Linked DNA regions of Homo sapiens: region 2 is linked to region 1. Evidence: chromatin loops called from intact Hi-C (ENCODE). Cell type or tissue: heart right ventricle. All regions are shown on one strand. Each heading gives the region's core, and the rest is flanking DNA. Links, peaks and the distances in the headings are about the cores only. Region 1 has its middle 50 kb from the start of CTIF. Region 2 overlaps CTIF (cap binding complex dependent translation initiation factor).

What was found. A loop is a pair of places that touch in the nucleus more often than their neighbours do. Peaks named below come from ENCODE experiments on the same cell type or tissue, not always from the same donor. Only the 100,000 strongest peaks of a DNase experiment are listed, where the experiment ranks them.
Region 2: it touches region 1 in a loop (2.1-fold over the local background); 11 of 110 quality-filtered maps call a loop at or near these places.

The regions. Positions count from the first base shown.
Region 1 is chr18:48,484,873-48,493,204 of GRCh38, reverse strand. No RefSeq gene overlaps it. Among named protein-coding and RNA genes, the nearest start is that of CTIF, 50 kb to the left of the region's middle. In heart right ventricle, for the core only: no CTCF peak of the experiment used is centred there; a DNase peak (open chromatin) is centred at 4,484; H3K27ac peaks cover 3,057 bases.
Region 2 is chr18:48,585,337-48,593,668 of GRCh38, reverse strand. The region is part of intron 1 of CTIF (cap binding complex dependent translation initiation factor); the gene reads right to left. Among named protein-coding and RNA genes, the nearest start is that of CTIF, 50 kb to the right of the region's middle. In heart right ventricle, for the core only: no CTCF peak of the experiment used is centred there; a DNase peak (open chromatin) is centred at 3,398; H3K27ac peaks cover 4,441 bases.

The DNA of each region.
Region 1 (8,332 bases), core at 206-8,205:
GTATCTCATCCTCTGAGCGTGTCTTTGCAGCAGCTCCTAACAAGAGGTGGATCCTGTTTCCCCACTTCTTGAATCAGGGCTGGCTTATGACTTACTTTGAACGAAAGAATGTGACAGTGTGCCAGTTCTAAGCCTAGGTCACTGCCATGGGGAAAAAGCCTGGGCTGGCCTGCTGGAGGATGAGAGACACCATGTGGAGGAGAGGCGAGGCACCCTAGACCACATCCCATTAACTCACACAAGCAGAGCCACCGTCAACCTGCCGCTGACCACAGAATCATGAAGGACCCCAGCAAAGACCGGAAGAGCCACCCAACTGAGCCTAGCTTAAGTTGTTAGCCTACAGAATTGTGGACTAAATAAATGGTGGTTGTCTTAAGCCACTAAGTTTTGGGATGATCTGTTTCCTAGCAGTTAGATAACTGATACTCCTATTATGACTGAAGTACTTTATAAATACTAAGCATACTAGCTTTGAAGATAGATCTGATTTTGAGTCCTAGCTCCACAACTTACTAACTGTGTGACCTGGGACAGTTTTTAAAAACTGTCTCTGTTCAGATTTCTCATCTATAAAATGGATACAATAATAGTACTTATGGAATTTCGCTAAGATAAATGAGATTATACATGCAAAGTAACTAGCACAGTGCCTGGCATACAATAAGTCTTCCTTTATGGAGTTCATTATTATTACCACGAACAATACTCATGGTCCATCTTACAAAGTTGCAGCTGTTACACCTGTTTTATAGGAGAGGAGAGTGAAAGTCAGAAGGCTGACTTGTTGATGATAGCTGCCATACACAGAGGGCCCACGATATCCTGAAATTGTCATAAGCTGCATCTTCCAGTACTGGGGCCATAGGACCTGAAGGTGCAGCACAACCTAGGTGAGCCCAGGTGAGCTGAGACCAGGCTAGGGCCCGGGTGAGGAGAAGAGCCCACTCCCTCACCTCTTGGGGAGAACAGTGATGACTGGACCTGCAGACTTTCCAGATCAGTGTTCTGTCAGAAAGGAGCTGAGCCTGAGAGCAGGAGAGTAAGGAATGCCATAGGAAGGTGCTACTTCCTCCTCATTTCAGCTTTTACCAAAAGCTGAGAGGGAAGGGGGTCTGACAGGTGTAATTCTCTAGTCACTTTCTCATTCTGCTTCCCACAATTGGGTCATCTGCTACTGAGCCCCACAGGGCATGTTGTCTAGACTCTCTCCCACCCCAGTCCAGACAAAGCCAGAATAATGAATCATAGGATAACTAGGTCTTGGACTCCATGTTCTTCCAAAAGTCAGAACAATCCCATCCACTTTCTTACCACCAAAATTGCACGCATATACATTTGTGGTACACTCACCCCCAGTTCCCTGCTCCCCGTCCCTCCCACTGTTTCTCCCTCTGCGTGCTCTATGTCTACACACACACACTTATGCATACACACAAACACACACACACACTTGCACACTATTTATCTTACCATAGTAGTATTTAGACTTTGGGTTTTCATTGTATACTTAATTTTTTGCAATATTATTTATCACTGCCTGTTATATTTCCTATTTATTTGTCTTCTTCAACTAAAATATAAACAGAATATCCAGGAGGGATATTTTGTTTCTGATGTAGCCCCAATGCCTAGAACAGTGCCTAGCACATAGTGGGTACTAAATAAATCTTTGTTGAATTGAGTGAGTGAATGAATGAATCATATGTGTGTATGTGTCAGGGTGGGGTGGGGAGGAATGGATGATAAGTGGAGAATCAAAATATCATGTGTTTTTAAAGCATCAAGACCCAGACAGGTTGAGTGTCCAAGGTCCTAGAACCTGTCAGTGGAAAGCTGAGACTAGCTCCCATGTTCCGCTGAAGTGGAGGTGAAGAGCCAGAGCTTATTGATGAAAAGCAGTTGAGAAATGTACTGCCATTTTCATTTTATTGATCGTTTTTGTCCCCTCTTGTAGATCAACACCAATCCCTAAACTGACTTGCCCACACACCAAAGATAGGCCTTGCTGTCCTGAATAGCTTTTTTTTTTTTTTTTTTTTTTTTTTGTGCACACTTAGGAAGAGATCATATCCTGGGTGTGCTACTATACAAATCAGGGTGATGTGTTCTGCCTTCCAGGAGGCTCTTGGAACAGTGACAGCACAAGCTTACTATTCCATTTTCATATTTGAACAACTTTGAATGAAGTGTCTTGACTGGAGCTGTTTTTAGAAACAATAATAAGAATGCTTTCCCCTCCTTTTTCCCACTTTGTTGTTAAACTAGCCTTCCTCTCTCCCCCTTTTCCCTCCTCCACATTCTCTGGAAAGTGTTAGTTTCAATCTCCACCCAAATGCATATGGGAGCTTCAGCAGGGAGTGCAGAGTGATGGTCTGAAAGTGTGGGGAACCAGAAGATTCCACTGACTCAGGCCTCAGCCAGACTGGGTATGCGCCTGAGAACTGTCAAAAGAGAACACACAGACCAAGTTACAGTGTTTCCCCCAGTCATGGTATGCTGGCACTTGTGGGTAATTTAGAAACCCAGATATGGGAATTTTTCATGTTGTCCTTGTAACATCTCATCTCTTCCATCCAAGGTTTAATCATCTATCTTTCAAGCTCTGGGTTTTATCAGAATTGTTGTATTGTTTCCATTCAATTCAATTCCTGTTTATTGAGCAAACTGTAAAGGAAAACTCTAATTTGGCCAAGGTATAAGTTAATTGGAACAGTTAAATAACAAAACAATCTGGTACATACCCCTCTTGTTCTCAGTAATAATTCCTAATGCTTACAATATTGCCCGACCCATGTTAGGGACTTGATAAATATTTGTTGAATGAATGAATGAATATGCTAAGTACCGAAAGGGGGCAGTGCCTCCATTAGGTTTCTTAACGTCTCCTTGGGTGACCCACAATATTTTCCCAATTGTCTCCTGCCCTCTAGCACTCTTCCAAACTAATCCATTCTCCACTTGACTGCCACTGTAATCTTTATAAACTGAAAATTTGCTTGTGTCATGCCCAGGTCTAAAGTACTTTAACTTTCCATCATGGCTCTCCAGTGCTCTCAGGACAAAGTTTATTTATTTTTATTTTTTGTTTTAATAAACAATATGTATTTCTTAGATTTTTAATTTCTAATTTTTATGGGTCCATAGCAGGTGTATCTATTTATTGGTACATAGGATAAAGTTTATTATGTCATTCATTTATTCACTGAACTGAAGGTCTCCTGAGGAAAGATCACCACTGAGCCTTGGGCAGAAATTCTCAGCCTGGGGGCTGTGAGGACACACAATCAGATACCTTCTTTTATTATTGAGTGCCCAATGTAGAGATAGACAGCCACTGATCTAGAAACATATGGAAAAAAGGCGTATAACATTATAAGGGTATATGCATATAAGGGTATATGCAGCATGCAGCAGACAAAGCCTGCTTGTGAGAGGTAATGCTGGAAGTGAGCATTTCTTTTCTGAGAAGGCCATTCCAGGACAGGCTCCACCCAAATCAGGGATAAACCAACAGAGAGAGAAGCCGTGCCATTTCACCACTTAGTGTCATATCATCCTTCCCTGGGCAATAAAATCCCCCAGGTTAGCCTCCTGCCCTCTCCTGGAATTTCCTTGTCACAATCTGGCTGATTTTGGCTTTGGCCAAGCCTCTTTTCTGGGGAAGTTGTCCAACGGAGCTTGCCTGGAGAAAAGTGTGTATTGCATTGTTGCATATCCAACCTAGGAGAGTCAAGAAAGCAAACCTCAGGCAACACACCCAGAACTCAGTGGGTCAGAATAGAGCAGGAGTGGAAGGCTCCAAGAAAGAGATGTCTGAGAAAGATATCTGATATTATTTGTGGTAATTAAGACATCTTAACAATGGAATTAAGATGAACAATGCAAGGGAAAAAAAAGATAACTAGCAATTTCAAAATTCTGTGCAAGAAAGGAGTACTTCCTGGTACAAAGCTGACCTTCAGGAGCCAGCTCTCTGCTTGGGGTGAAAAGTGTAAACATGCATAAATAGTTATTAGTTAAGTTTCTGTCTCTTTTTCCCCCTTGCTCAGGACCCTCTTCAGCCAGCAGGTCTTAGTTCTGTCCCCAGCACAGCTTGCTCATTCAGGTCCTTAGTGACCTCCCAGTCTTGACACCTCTTCCCCTAGGACATTTACAATCCCACTGACCCCTTAATGCCCATATTGTATTTCTCAAGATGTCTCCCTGAACCATTCCACCCCAAAGGGATATCATTCTCTTCTGAAATTCATTAGCACCTATACTCTTAAGGAAGTTATCACTAACTAGTCAAGATTTTAAATAGTCTTTTAATGGGTATATATCTTCTGCAACCTTCCAAAGGGAAAGGGTACCCCTCTTCTTAGGCACACCAGGGACCTAACAGAGTATGCTCAGTCAACATTTATCCACTGGTTGATGATTAATGCCTGAGCCATGTGGCAGGGCTCCAAACATCACAGGCATTCCAGGAAGGAATGCAGAAGCTGCTAGCTATGTTATCTCACCAAGTGAGCTCAAGATAATGTAGAAAGCTGGATGGAGGCCAGCCCTGGTCCAAATCTCTGTGAGTGCCCTTTTTGTCTCTTAAGAAGGCTATTATACAGACCCTGACCTGGGTGACAAAATTCCTGAGGCTAGAGGCCTCCCCTCCCCCTAGAATTTCCAAGTCATAGTCTTGTTGATTTCTGCTCTGGCCAAGACCCTCTCCTGTGGATGACGTTTGTGTGAGGATGGCTGACAATGAATGTAGACCGTGCTGTTGTATATATATCAGATTAGGCAGCAGCCGGCACAGGTGGTCCTGACCTGGCAGTGGACTCTGAGTTGCTGCTGAAGTCCCCAGCTCCTTCCTGACTGTCGACTTTTTATGTCTTCATTGAGTACCTCTTAACCTTCTCAGTATGTAGTTCTTTGTCATAGATCTAAGTCTTTGATTTCACAGGACACGGGCAATACAAACTGGCTGGCTTCTCGGTGACCACATGCCCCCAGTACCCCTGCGTTCTTGCCTTGGTCCTATCTGGGGAAATGTTTTCCCTGACCCAGGGGAGCAACCTGGTTAGAGTAGAATAGAGTCAAGCAGGGTAGGCCAACCTGGGTAAGCTGAATTGTTGTGGAGGAGGTGGTGGGTGATGGTGATGTAAGAGGCCTTAGCTAACATTTAGTTCAACCCTCTTGTCTTACAGATGAGGAAACTAGTGCTCAGTTTTAATTAATTTCAGTCACAATATAAATTCATTTAATCTCAAGAGTTAGAAAGACACTTAAAATTCTTGGGAGGAAGTCATGTCATTCAATAATTCATCCAATGCTCGGCTGAGCATGATGGCTCATGCTTATAATCCCAGCATTTTGGGAGGCCGAGGCAGGCAGATTACCTGAGATTAGGAGTTCGAGACCAGCCTGGTCAACATGGTGAAACCCCTTCTCTATTAAAAATACAAACATTGGCCAGTCATGATGGTAGGTGCTTGTAATCCCAGCTACTTGGGAGGCTGAGGTAGGAAAATCGCTTGAACCTGGGAGGCAGAAGTTGCAGTGAGCCAAGATGGCGCCATTGCACTCCAGATTTGGGCAACAAGAGCGAGACTCCATCTCAAAAAAAAAAAATAATAATAATAATAATAATAATTCATCCAATGCTTGAGTCCTTTTCACAGTGTCCTGGCCACGTAGTTTTCTCAATCGTGCTTGAAAACCTCCAGTGGCAGATATCTTACTACCTGCTCATCACATATTCAGACAACTTTGGTTATTTAAAAAGTGAGTTAAAGAGCTGGAACTGGACACCAAAACTCCTGCATCTTTTTCCAGTATTCTCTCCCTTCTACCAGGCTGATGCTCAGTTCTTTTGAGGAACCCCAAGGGATAGAGGCATGAAAGATAGCTGCCTACTTCTCAGGGGAGAGAGGCCAGAAAAACTCAGAGGGGAAGACTTTAGGGTGACAGGGAAGAATCCCCTCTGTGTTCTCTGATTTAGCTGGGGCACAGTTTTCCTAAAAGAAGAGAGAGACAAGGAGAGACAACAAGGAGAGTGGAAACCCCGTTTAAATCATTCCCTTACTAATGATGTCTTAGAATGTAAGAAAAGACACCGTTTTAGTACTCTTTTAGGAGACTGTTTGGTGTGGTACTTATAAACTAGAGAGAAACTCCAAAGTCAGAGCTCCTTGGGTAGGAATGTTGCAACCTTATCTCCTGCAATGGTGGAAAAAAATTAATGGTCAAATGGATATTTACAGAATGTCTCACGGGTCCCAGATCTGTGCTAGGTTACATAAACACCCTCCCACTTACTCCTCATAATAACCTTGTGATGTGGGGGACAATAAGGCTGTAAATCTAAGTATTTGCTTAAAGTTTTACAATAAGTGATTGAGGAAGGAATAAATCCAGACTTCAAGACTCAGAGAAGAGCAAAAGCTTTTCCTGCTCTGAGCTTCCTTTTTGTGGATCCTGGCACAGTAGAAAACAGACTTGTACTCTCATGACCATTATTATGGGGTTCCTGGAGTCATTGTAGGGGTGTGGAGAGCTGCTAGAGATTAAAAAAATGGAGACAGTCAGCCTCTTTGGGGCTGGCTTCTAGAAGTGGCCATTATAATAGGGTAGAAACATGTGGTTGTCTTGGAAAGGAAAACTCTTGTGAACTAAAAAGTATTGGAGAGCTATGGATTAGAGGAAGAGCAGGATGAGAAGGGAAGCTGCCTGAACCCTGAGAAGGAAGCCCTTTTAGTTTCCCAGGGTGAGAGGCTAAGGAAGGTCCCCAGACACACCCCTCCATCATGGCCAGGGCTGGCTGGGGACACAGCTTTGGAAACAACAGTGTGCTGGTAGCTGAAGAGAGCCAGGCCTTCCTGAGGCTAGGAAGGATGAGAAATCTGTTCTTGCCATCCCCACTTTCATTCATTCATTTGCTTGTTCATTCAACAAATATTTACTGAATATCTATTGTGAGAGGCCCCTGTCAACCCTCTTTAGCCCATGGTACCCTGATGCATTCCTTTGATGTCTCAAAGCTGGTAACACCCATTATCTGGATCTCTGGTCCAGGACTCATACCTGAGAAGTTGTCTTGTCTACTGGTATAACACACCACTCCCAGACTTAGTGACTTAAAACAGACAGTATTATCACTTATGATTTTGTTGGCTGGTTGGGCTCAGCTGGGTGATTCTTACTTAGGATCTCGTACGTATTTTCAGTCAAATGGCAGCTGGTCGTAGAGTCATCTGAAGGCTTGAATGAGCTGACACCTGAAATGGCTCACTTACATGGCAGATGATGCCGTTGGCTGGGAGATGGAGCTGTTGACTGGAAAGCCTGCGTGTGGCTGTCCATGTGGCTTGGACTTCTCACAGCATGGTAATGGGCTTCCTAGGGAAAGTGTCCCAAAAGCAAGGATTCTAAGAGTCCAAGGAAGAAGCAGCAAGGCCTCATGACTTAGCTCAGAAGCTCGAGCACATTACTTCTGCTGCATTCAAGTGTCAAGGAAGATGGCCCATATTCATATGGAGAGGAGCAAGACTCTTCTTCTTCTTCTTCTTCTTTTTTTAGACAGACTCTTGCTCTGTCTCCAGGCTGGAGTGCAGTGGCGCAGTCTCAGCTCACTGCAACCTCCACTTCCCAGGTTCAAGTGTTTCTCCTGCCTCAGCCTCCCAAGTAGCTGGGACTACAGGCACATGCCACCACACCCAGCTAATTTTTGTATTTTTAGTAGAAATGGGGTTTCACCATGTCATCCAGGATGGTCTCGATCTCTTGACACTGTGATCCACCCACCTCGGCTTCCCAAAGTGCTGGGATTACAGGTGTGAGCCACCACGCCTGATCTCTACTTCTTAATGTAAGACATACTACTGTAGTACAGGGAGTCCAGAATTGTTTGAGGCCACCACGGAAGTCTGACCTTTGGCTCTGACAATTTATGAACTTCCATATGCGTAATACACTTACCCTCCCATAATCACCAAAAGTCTTCTTCCATTTCAGCACTTGCTCTATATCTTCATTAAATCAAATCCAAGTGTGACTGAAGCTCCTTAAATGTGTGGGGGTTTGGGGTTTTGTTTTTTGGTGTAGCTCCTTGGGTATCATTTTTTTCAATCTAAAGACCTGTGAAATAAACATGAGTTATTTTCACCCCACACACCCAACATAAGATGGCAATGCAGGGATAGGATAACTGCAATGAACCCTTCTCTTCAGAGAGGCAAAGAATGGGCAGAACAAAGCAGTGTCTTGTTCATAGCGATGCTGAAATACAGCCACACACATTACCAGTTTTTAAAAATAAGAGTTTAATTCTGCTCCGAGGAAGTGGTCCACC
Region 2 (8,332 bases), core at 248-8,247, 100 kb before region 1:
GGCTCACACCTGTAATCCCAGCACTTTGGGAGGCTGAGGCGGGCGGATCACGAGGTCAGGAGATCGAGACCATCCTGGCTAATACGGTGAAACCCCGTCTCTACTAAAAATACAAAAAAATTAGCCGGGCATTGTGGCAGGCGCCTGTAGTCCCAGCTACTCGGGGAGGCGGAGGCAGGAGAATGGCATGAACCCGGGAGGCAGAGCTTGCAGTGAGCCGAGATCGCGCCACTGCACTCTGGCCTGGGCGACAGAGCGAGAGTCCGTCTCAAAAAAAAAAAAGAAAAAAAAAAGATTTCTAGTTACATATTATTAATATCAATAATGATGACAATAATGAGGATAATTTTGCTTTAATTCAACCAAGTCCTTCAAATGCACTACAAACTTGCCCTTTTCTGCGAAGTCTTAAGAATCCCAGCGGAGGTGTTGACGCCCCTGCTCTCCATCTTGGGTGCGTTCCCCAGCTGAGGGTCTCCCGGGCATTTCTGCCAACTGTACACTGACCAGAGGGAATCTCCGCCTGAGCTTCCTCCTGCACCTTGAATGCTGCCATGCTCCCACCAGATACAGAGCCCCCTGATGATGCCCAGGGTGAGAGGAACAGGAGAAAACTTCACAGGCATCCTCTAAAAATGTTCCTGCTCATCTGAAGGCAGGACATGGGCTGTATAGACACCAGCCCAGCTGTGGTTCCACTGCTTCTGGGCCTCCCAGATCCCCGCTGCCTCCATTCCCTGATCCGCGGCAGCCTGCCTCTCCGGAACAAGAGGAAGCCCCCAGATGTTTTGCAGCGATTCCCTTTGTTCCTCTTTCCCTGGGGCCCAAGGAGCTAAAGGCCACCTGTGAACGGCAGGCAGGCTTGGATTCTTCCCGGCTGATGAGAGCGATTAGTCCCCGCCACTCCCTGCTAATCGCTATCCTCAGCACTGCCAGGCAGAGGCCTGCACACAGTCTCCAACTGTTAACAATGACAAAAGTTGCGTGTCATGGGAATGACAGTGGCCGAGGCAGGCTCGCGCTGGTTATTAATCCACTCACTGCACTTGAGTGGTTGCCCACGCACAGCTTCTCCCATGAGGCCAAGCCCCAGCATCCACTCCTTGCCCACATGGGAACGGAAGGCCAGGGAGAGCTGTTTTCTTTTTCTTTTTCTTTTTTTTTTTTTTTTGAGACAGGGTTTCACTCTTGTTCCCCAAGCTGGAGTTCAATGGCGCAATCTCGGCTCACCACAACCTCTGCCTCCTGGGTTCAAGCGATTCTCTTGCCTCAGCCTCCCGAGTAGCTGGGATTACAGGCATGCGCCACCACACCCAGCTAATTTTGTAGTTTTTAGTAGGTTTCTCCATGTTGGTCAGGCTGGTCTCAAACTCCCAACCTCAGTTGATCCGCCCACCTCAGTCTCCCAAAGTGCTGGGATTACAGGTAGGTGTGAGCCACTGCACCCAGCCAGGAGAGCTATTTTCAAACCAACCCAGGAAGCTGGGGTCTCTCGGCAGCTAGAGAGCTTTACAATAAGGTATTCACTGGTATCTAGGTTAATTGGGTCAAGGGTGAGAACTGCTCCTAAAACCCACAGATAATACCGGGGTGTTTCAGTAGAAAAAGCACAGCACTGACCAGGCATAGTGGCTCACACCTGTAATCCCAGCGCTTTCCGAAGCAGAGGCAGGAGGATCACTTGCAGCCAGGAACTTGAGACCAGCTGGGGCAGCAAAGTGAGATCCCATCTCTACAAAAAAAGAATTTTTAAACTAGCTGGGCATGGTGGTGCATGCCTGCAGTACCAGCTGCTTAGGAGGCTGAGGTGGGAGGATTGCTTGAGCCCAGGAGCTGGAGGCTACAATGAGCTATGATTGTGCTACTGCACCCCAGCCTGGGCCACAGAGCGAGACCCTGTCTCTAAGAAAAAAGAAAAGAAAAGAAAAAGTGCAGCACCAGAAATGCAAAGGGCTGGGTAGGTCCATTACTTACTCTAACTATCAATTTCCAAGTCTGTAAAATGGGGTTACAAGTACTGGCCCTGCCTACCTGCCAGGGTTGCATGAGGAAATGCGCACCACAATGATAGCTATGTGAGTGGCTACTGGGAGCTAAGCCTTTAGCTGCACTCTCTTCAGTTCTGCCTCTAATCTGAAGAATGGATCCCTAGAAATGAGGAAACTGAGGCTCAGAAAGGTTCAGACACCAAGGTCACACAGCAGGTAAGGGCACATACTGGACGTGGGGCCAGGGACCTGCCAGGCTGGTGTTGACCTTTTCTTGATGCTGAGTCTGTCTTCTCCCATGTGTCCTGCTCAGAGCTCCAGGCCAGCCTGTTCTGTCCTTGTGGGCAGCCATTGCCTGGAGCGGTGGGTACCACATCAGAGGGTGGCCCATCCACAGCCAGCCTGGGACCCACAAGGTGGGGTGATGGGAAGACTGCCTTAGAAGAGTCAGGGTAATTATAATGAGTGAGGCCATCGGACTGCCTCCTGAGTAGATCTGAGCTATAGAACATGAGATGGGTCAGCCAGTCTCCATGGACAAGGGAGATGGATCAGTCACTAGACAGGAGCTGAGACGTGCTAGGAGCATCTTCCCACACTTCCCAGGTTGGTTTGGAAATAGCTCTCCCTGGCCTTCCCTTCCTGAGAGAGCAGGTCCCAGGGGCTTCCTCCATTTCTGAGATCTGCCTGTTTCAGTCCATATGCACCTTGCAACATGTCCCGTAATGCTGTGTCTGGCTGTGTCTGGCTGACTCCAACTCTCACTCCATGGCTGTTGTCCAAGTTCCTCTGGGAGAGGACTGATATTCACACTATGGGGTAAATGACTAACATAATAAGCAGGTCTCAGTGGTGGGGGCGGGGTGGAGGGTGAGGAGTGGCAGAAGCCAGTGGAGCCTGGGAAGTAGCACAGAAAGAGGGGCAGGAAGTCATCCGAAATGGATGTCTGCTTTTTCCCAATTTGCGTGCTCCCGAGGGTGTGGCCATCCTCTTCTGGTCTCTGGCGAAGGTGGTGCCTGGAGGGAGTCCCACCCTGATAACGGCCTGGCCTCCTGGGCAGCATGGTTCCAGGGAAGGGCAAAGGATTTGATGTCCAGAAGCCCAAATCTAGTGGCTCTGCCATTAACTGTGTGACCTTGGGCAAGTCACCGCCCTGGGCCACCCCAGTCTTTCTTCTCTGCAGAAAGGGTGCACTGGACTATGTCACTCCGAGGCCCTGTCCAGTTCTGATCCTTCCAATTCTGAGGTGTTTGCTCACTTTCTTCCCAGCCCCCTTTCCCACAGGCCTCCTGGTTGACACAAAGGCAGGGGCAGGCCAGTTCCGGGCAGGCCCAGCAAGGTCCATGCCCCTTGGGCACCAGCTGCGCTGCACAGCAGGCCCTGCTGTCCTAGCTCTGGCTCCGGGCCAGTGTTCTGCCCTTTCTGGCATCCAGTGTGGCCCCAGAGCAGCAGCTGAGGCTGGATTCCAGACTAAATATGGAGCCCCAGAGCCAGGCTTCTGCCTCATGAGGCTTGGGTCCCAAACTTCCACGGCTATGGACTCGCATACCACCACGCCCCCGCACCCCTGAAATGCTGATCCACAAACTCTGCACATGGGCAAAGGCCAGACACAGGTCAGGAGGGCCAGAGCAACAATGAACTTCCAGAGCAATCAGAAAAACAGCAGCACGAGGCACTCGCCTGTAAAGGAAAGCAGGGGCAGGCCTACCAGCTCAACCCAGCAGTGAGGGACGCATGACCGCACGTCCCAGAGCACGAACAAGCTTAGTTTCCAAAGGGGAAAATGACAAAAAGTGAAAGAATAAAAGTGATGCTTCCGTGAGGTGGCTCTGCCCCACCCTAGGCTGAAATGTATAATCTCACCTGGAAAGATGGCCCAGGTGACCTCTGTCCTCCATCTCCCAGCTCCCCCCACACAAAGAAGCATCCAAGACTAGCAAAATGTTTATTAATGATACAGGTCTTACAAATACAATGCTGAGAACTTTCAACCTCAAAGGCCAGCTAAATCCACCCACAAGGTGAACCAGTGTGACCCACACCTCACGGTCCCTCTCTAGCACCACAAAAACAAGTGACATGGACCACACTGCATTAGCTCAGCTGTGTCCTCCCTCCTAAAAGGCATGTTGGACCCCTAGTCCCTAGGACCTGTGAATGTGGCCTTATTTGGAAATAGGGTCTTTATAGATGTAAACAAGTTAGGATGGGGTCATACTGGAACCCTAATCCAGGGACTGGGGTCCTTATAAGAAGAGGGAAATTTGGACACAGACACACAAGAGGAGAGTACATGTGAAGATGGAGGCAGGCAGGGGACCGGCATAGCCCTGGATCTGCCAGCCCTAACATGCCAAGGACTGTTGGGAGCTGCCTCGAGCCAGGAGAAAAGCTGGAACAGACTCCCCCTGACGGCCCTCAGAAGGAAACAGCCCTACAGATACCTTCATTCTGGACTTCCAGCCTCCAGGACTAAAAGAATGAGTTTCTGCTGTCTTAAGCCCCCCAGGTTGTGATAATTCGTGACAATAGTCCTGGGAAACTCATACACGCAGGCATGAGAGTCCCTGCCACAAACCTCCAACGACGTGACCCAGCATTTGCCCCTTCCCAGAGCCCTGGTTTTCTTAAAAAGTTGGGCTGGATTTGCTCCGACATGCAGCCCAAGGGTCTTGGATCTACTTAACCTCTGGAGGATTATGGGAGACAGGGGCGCCGGGTACATGTAGAGAGGGAGGGGAAAGGGAAAAGTCCGGTGCCCTCAGCCACTGTGTGGCTGAGGAGGTGGCAGAACAATCAGAGGGAAAAGTCTGACCTTGATCAAGGATAAGTCCAGTTCAGCTGCGCAAGCCTGCATTGGGCCCCTCCTGAGATGGGGAAGGGTAAAGAGACAGCAGTGACTCCCGCAGGGAGCCCGCCACAGGACAGCGGTGTTCTTTGTTTTAAATTTGGATCAAAGCAATAAAGGAAGACTGGGAGCAGGAGAGACTGTAGGAGGCCAGACCTCAGAAGATGCAGCCAGGAGAAGGAAGGACGGATGTGGAGCGAGCCGGGCAGGGGCAGGACAGACAGGTCAGGGAGGGTGGGGGCAGGGGTCAGGAGAGGCAGGATGCCATGTGTTTGGGGGATCAGCTAGGTGACAGGAAAGCCAGACAGGGACTGTGGATGAGGATCGCGAGCTAGATTTGGGACCACATGGTCTGAGACATCTGAGGTCCAGAGGTCCCTAAGGCAGCCAAGTGGGAGCTGGATTGGGCTCAGAAGACAGGCCTGGTGTGGAGCACACAGGTGCCAGGCAGGGCCACCTGAGAGGGCCAGAGGGTCTAGGAAGAGAGCAAGTGGAGAAGTGGCTGGGATGAAACCCCACCTTTGACAGGCCACAGAGAATGGGTTCTGGGGAATGCTGGAAAGCATGAAAGGCCTGGGGTGGTAGAGAAAGTGGAATCAGGGAGAGTGGGCTGGGGGGTGTCCTCTGTGGGAGAGGCCATGAGGATGCGAGCAAGGAAGAATGCCCATGGAGCTGCCACTTAGGAGGGTCCCAGTAATTCCCGGCTCCCCACAAGGCACAGAGGTCCTCGAAGGGTTGCTCAGTTCTGAGCCTCCCCGGGGAGATGCCCCATAAACAGTTACTGAGAAAGGAGAGAAGGAAAAGGTGGGATGAGCCAAGAGAGTAATTTAACCACATTTTCCCACTGTCAAGCACATCCATGCCTTCTCTCAGTGACTCCACAGACCCCAAGATGCCTTTGGTAAAATGGAGAAAGGCGATTGGCTGTGTGTAAGTAATCCTCTTTTCAGACACACGTAAAACAGCATAAATCAGGTAGAAATTTGATGGAATGCAAAAACGTCAAAATGGATTTTGTTTTTCATAACCCAGATGCTAAAGAAAAAATCTAAAACTAACCTGTCTTACAGGTGTCATAATCTTTTGGGGGAAAAAAGAAAAATACAGCTAAAACTCGAACTTGCAGATATTTAGAGCTGAGAATGACCTGGAAGTTTACTTAGTCACAGCCTCTCCTTTTACAGATGAGAAAAGTGAGGCCCCAAAAAGCTGGCTTGCCCACAGTCATGCCATGCATTAGTAACACAGCCAGGACTAGAACCCAGGCCTCTGAACTCCCTCCCAGGCCTCTGCTATCCGGCATGCCACAGCACAGACCAGACCAATGCCAAGCAAAATCAGATTCCATGCAGAACACCATGATGCCCACAGTGGTAGCTGGGAGGTTTAATTGTATTAAAAATTGTACCCTCAATGGCTTGGAGTTTTCGTTATTATTTTTAAAAGTGGCAGCCAGGCGCGGTGGCTCATGCCTGTAATCCCAGCACTCTGGGAGGCCGAGGTGGATGGATCATGAGGTCAGGAGTTCGAGACCAGCCTGGCCAACATAGTGAAACCCCATCTCTACTAAAAATACAAAAATTAGCCGGGCATGGTGGTGCGCACCTGTAGTTCCAGCTACTCAGGAGGCTGAGGCAGGAGAATCGCCTGAACCTGAGAGGTGGAGGTTGTGGTGAGCTGAGATCATGCCACGGCATTCCAGTCTGAGCAACAGAGCAAGACTCCGTCTCAATTAAAAAAAAAAAAAAAAAAAAGAATGTGGCTTAGTTCACTTTTTACAACACTAGAGTGGCCACAGTGGGTTGTGTAGGTTGTACAGCTGTGTTCTGAACAGGGGAGCCTGGCTAAGGGACCCAGGACAGGTTGAACTTACCTGGGTGCCACTCACTAAGCCCTAAACTTAGGATGGTGCTGTATGAGACAGGGAAGAAGCAGTTTTTCTAATGTTCCCAAAGACACTGTGTAGGAGTGGTGGCCTGATACCGCTTTGGAGTGAATCTGTTCCAAGCCTCTGAGTCTGGGTAGAGATAATATTTTTTGAAAACTGGAAACTAAGGAGGTACCCTATAAATTAAGACTCTAACTAAAATAAAAGAAAGACATAAATACATCAAAAATAGCAAAATGAGCAGAGCATAAAAAGCAAATTTATAAAGGAAGCAACAGAAACAGGTTATAAATTCCTGAAAAATCTTCGCAGTGACTAACCAAAGAAATGCAAAGGAAACTTTGGTACAATTTTACATCTATCAAATTTAAGGCCGGGCGTGGTGGCTCACGCCTATAATCCCAGCACTTTGGGAGGCCGAGGTGGGCAGATCACTTGAGGTCAGGAGTTTGAGACCAGCCTGGCCAACATGGTGAAATCCTGTCTCTACTAAAGATATGAAAATTAGCCGGGCATGGTGGCATACGCCTGTAATCCCAGTTACTTGGGAGGCTGAGACAGGAGAATCGCTTGAATCAAGGAGGTTGTGGTGAGCTAAGATTGAGCCACTGCACTCCAGCCTGGGCAACAGAGCGAGTCTCTGTCTCAAAAAAAAAAAAAAAAAAGTAAAAGTGTGGAAAGGAATGCTGATCGCCATTGTTGGGGAAACAAGTGCTCTCTGTCCGCTAACGGTAGTGAAAACATGTGCAACCTATCTTCTGCTGGGCAATTTGGCACGAGTATTTTAAAACTCGTTAAATATATGTAGAACCTAGAAATAACCAAAGATGCCTTTGACATTTCACTTACAAATATGTCTCTAGGAAAAGTGAGGGCAGAGGCCACCACCCCTGCGACAGGCATCCTCATCGCATATTTAGCTCTTGGAATCAGCATCGCCACCATCACAACACACAGAAGCAAGAGTTCACCCAAAGGGAAAACATTTGCAAGTTATTTTTTAAAACTCAACTATAAAGATTTATGAAATTGAGGCAGGAAAACAAAGCATCAGAAAAGAATCTATATGAAACAGAAAGGGAGGCACATCTGTGAGTAGCAGGCGTGCTCAGTGGCTGGGTCGACGGCTGAAACGCTCTGAGCCGATTCTGTCCCTGGGAGGTGGGAACAGTGGTCAATGCCCCTTAACAAAGTCCCAGAGAACCTCTTCAGGCTGGAGTATATTGCAGTGCTTGGATGCTCTAGCCCCTCCTAGGGATGGGATGAAAATGCCAAGTGTCCCTGTCCACAGCTTCATGTCTTAAAAATGTAGATTCTTCAAAGAGTTTTGGAGGATGCGCCACCTGCCAAGTCTCCAGGGGAAACAGTACTGTCATCCTTCCCAGCAGGTCACCCCCAGTGTGTGGATGGTGTGGGTGTCCAGGCTGTATTCCCAGGCCCTATCTCAATCACACAGAACACCATGGGATCCTCTGAATGGCTTCAGCAATGAATGCCACACACTGGCACTTCTCAAACTCTCCTTAAGGCTAGGACAGGGCAGGAGCAAGACTGCTACCCTTGGGGATCCAGAGGTAGGGTTAAGAGAAGCCCACTTTCCCCACT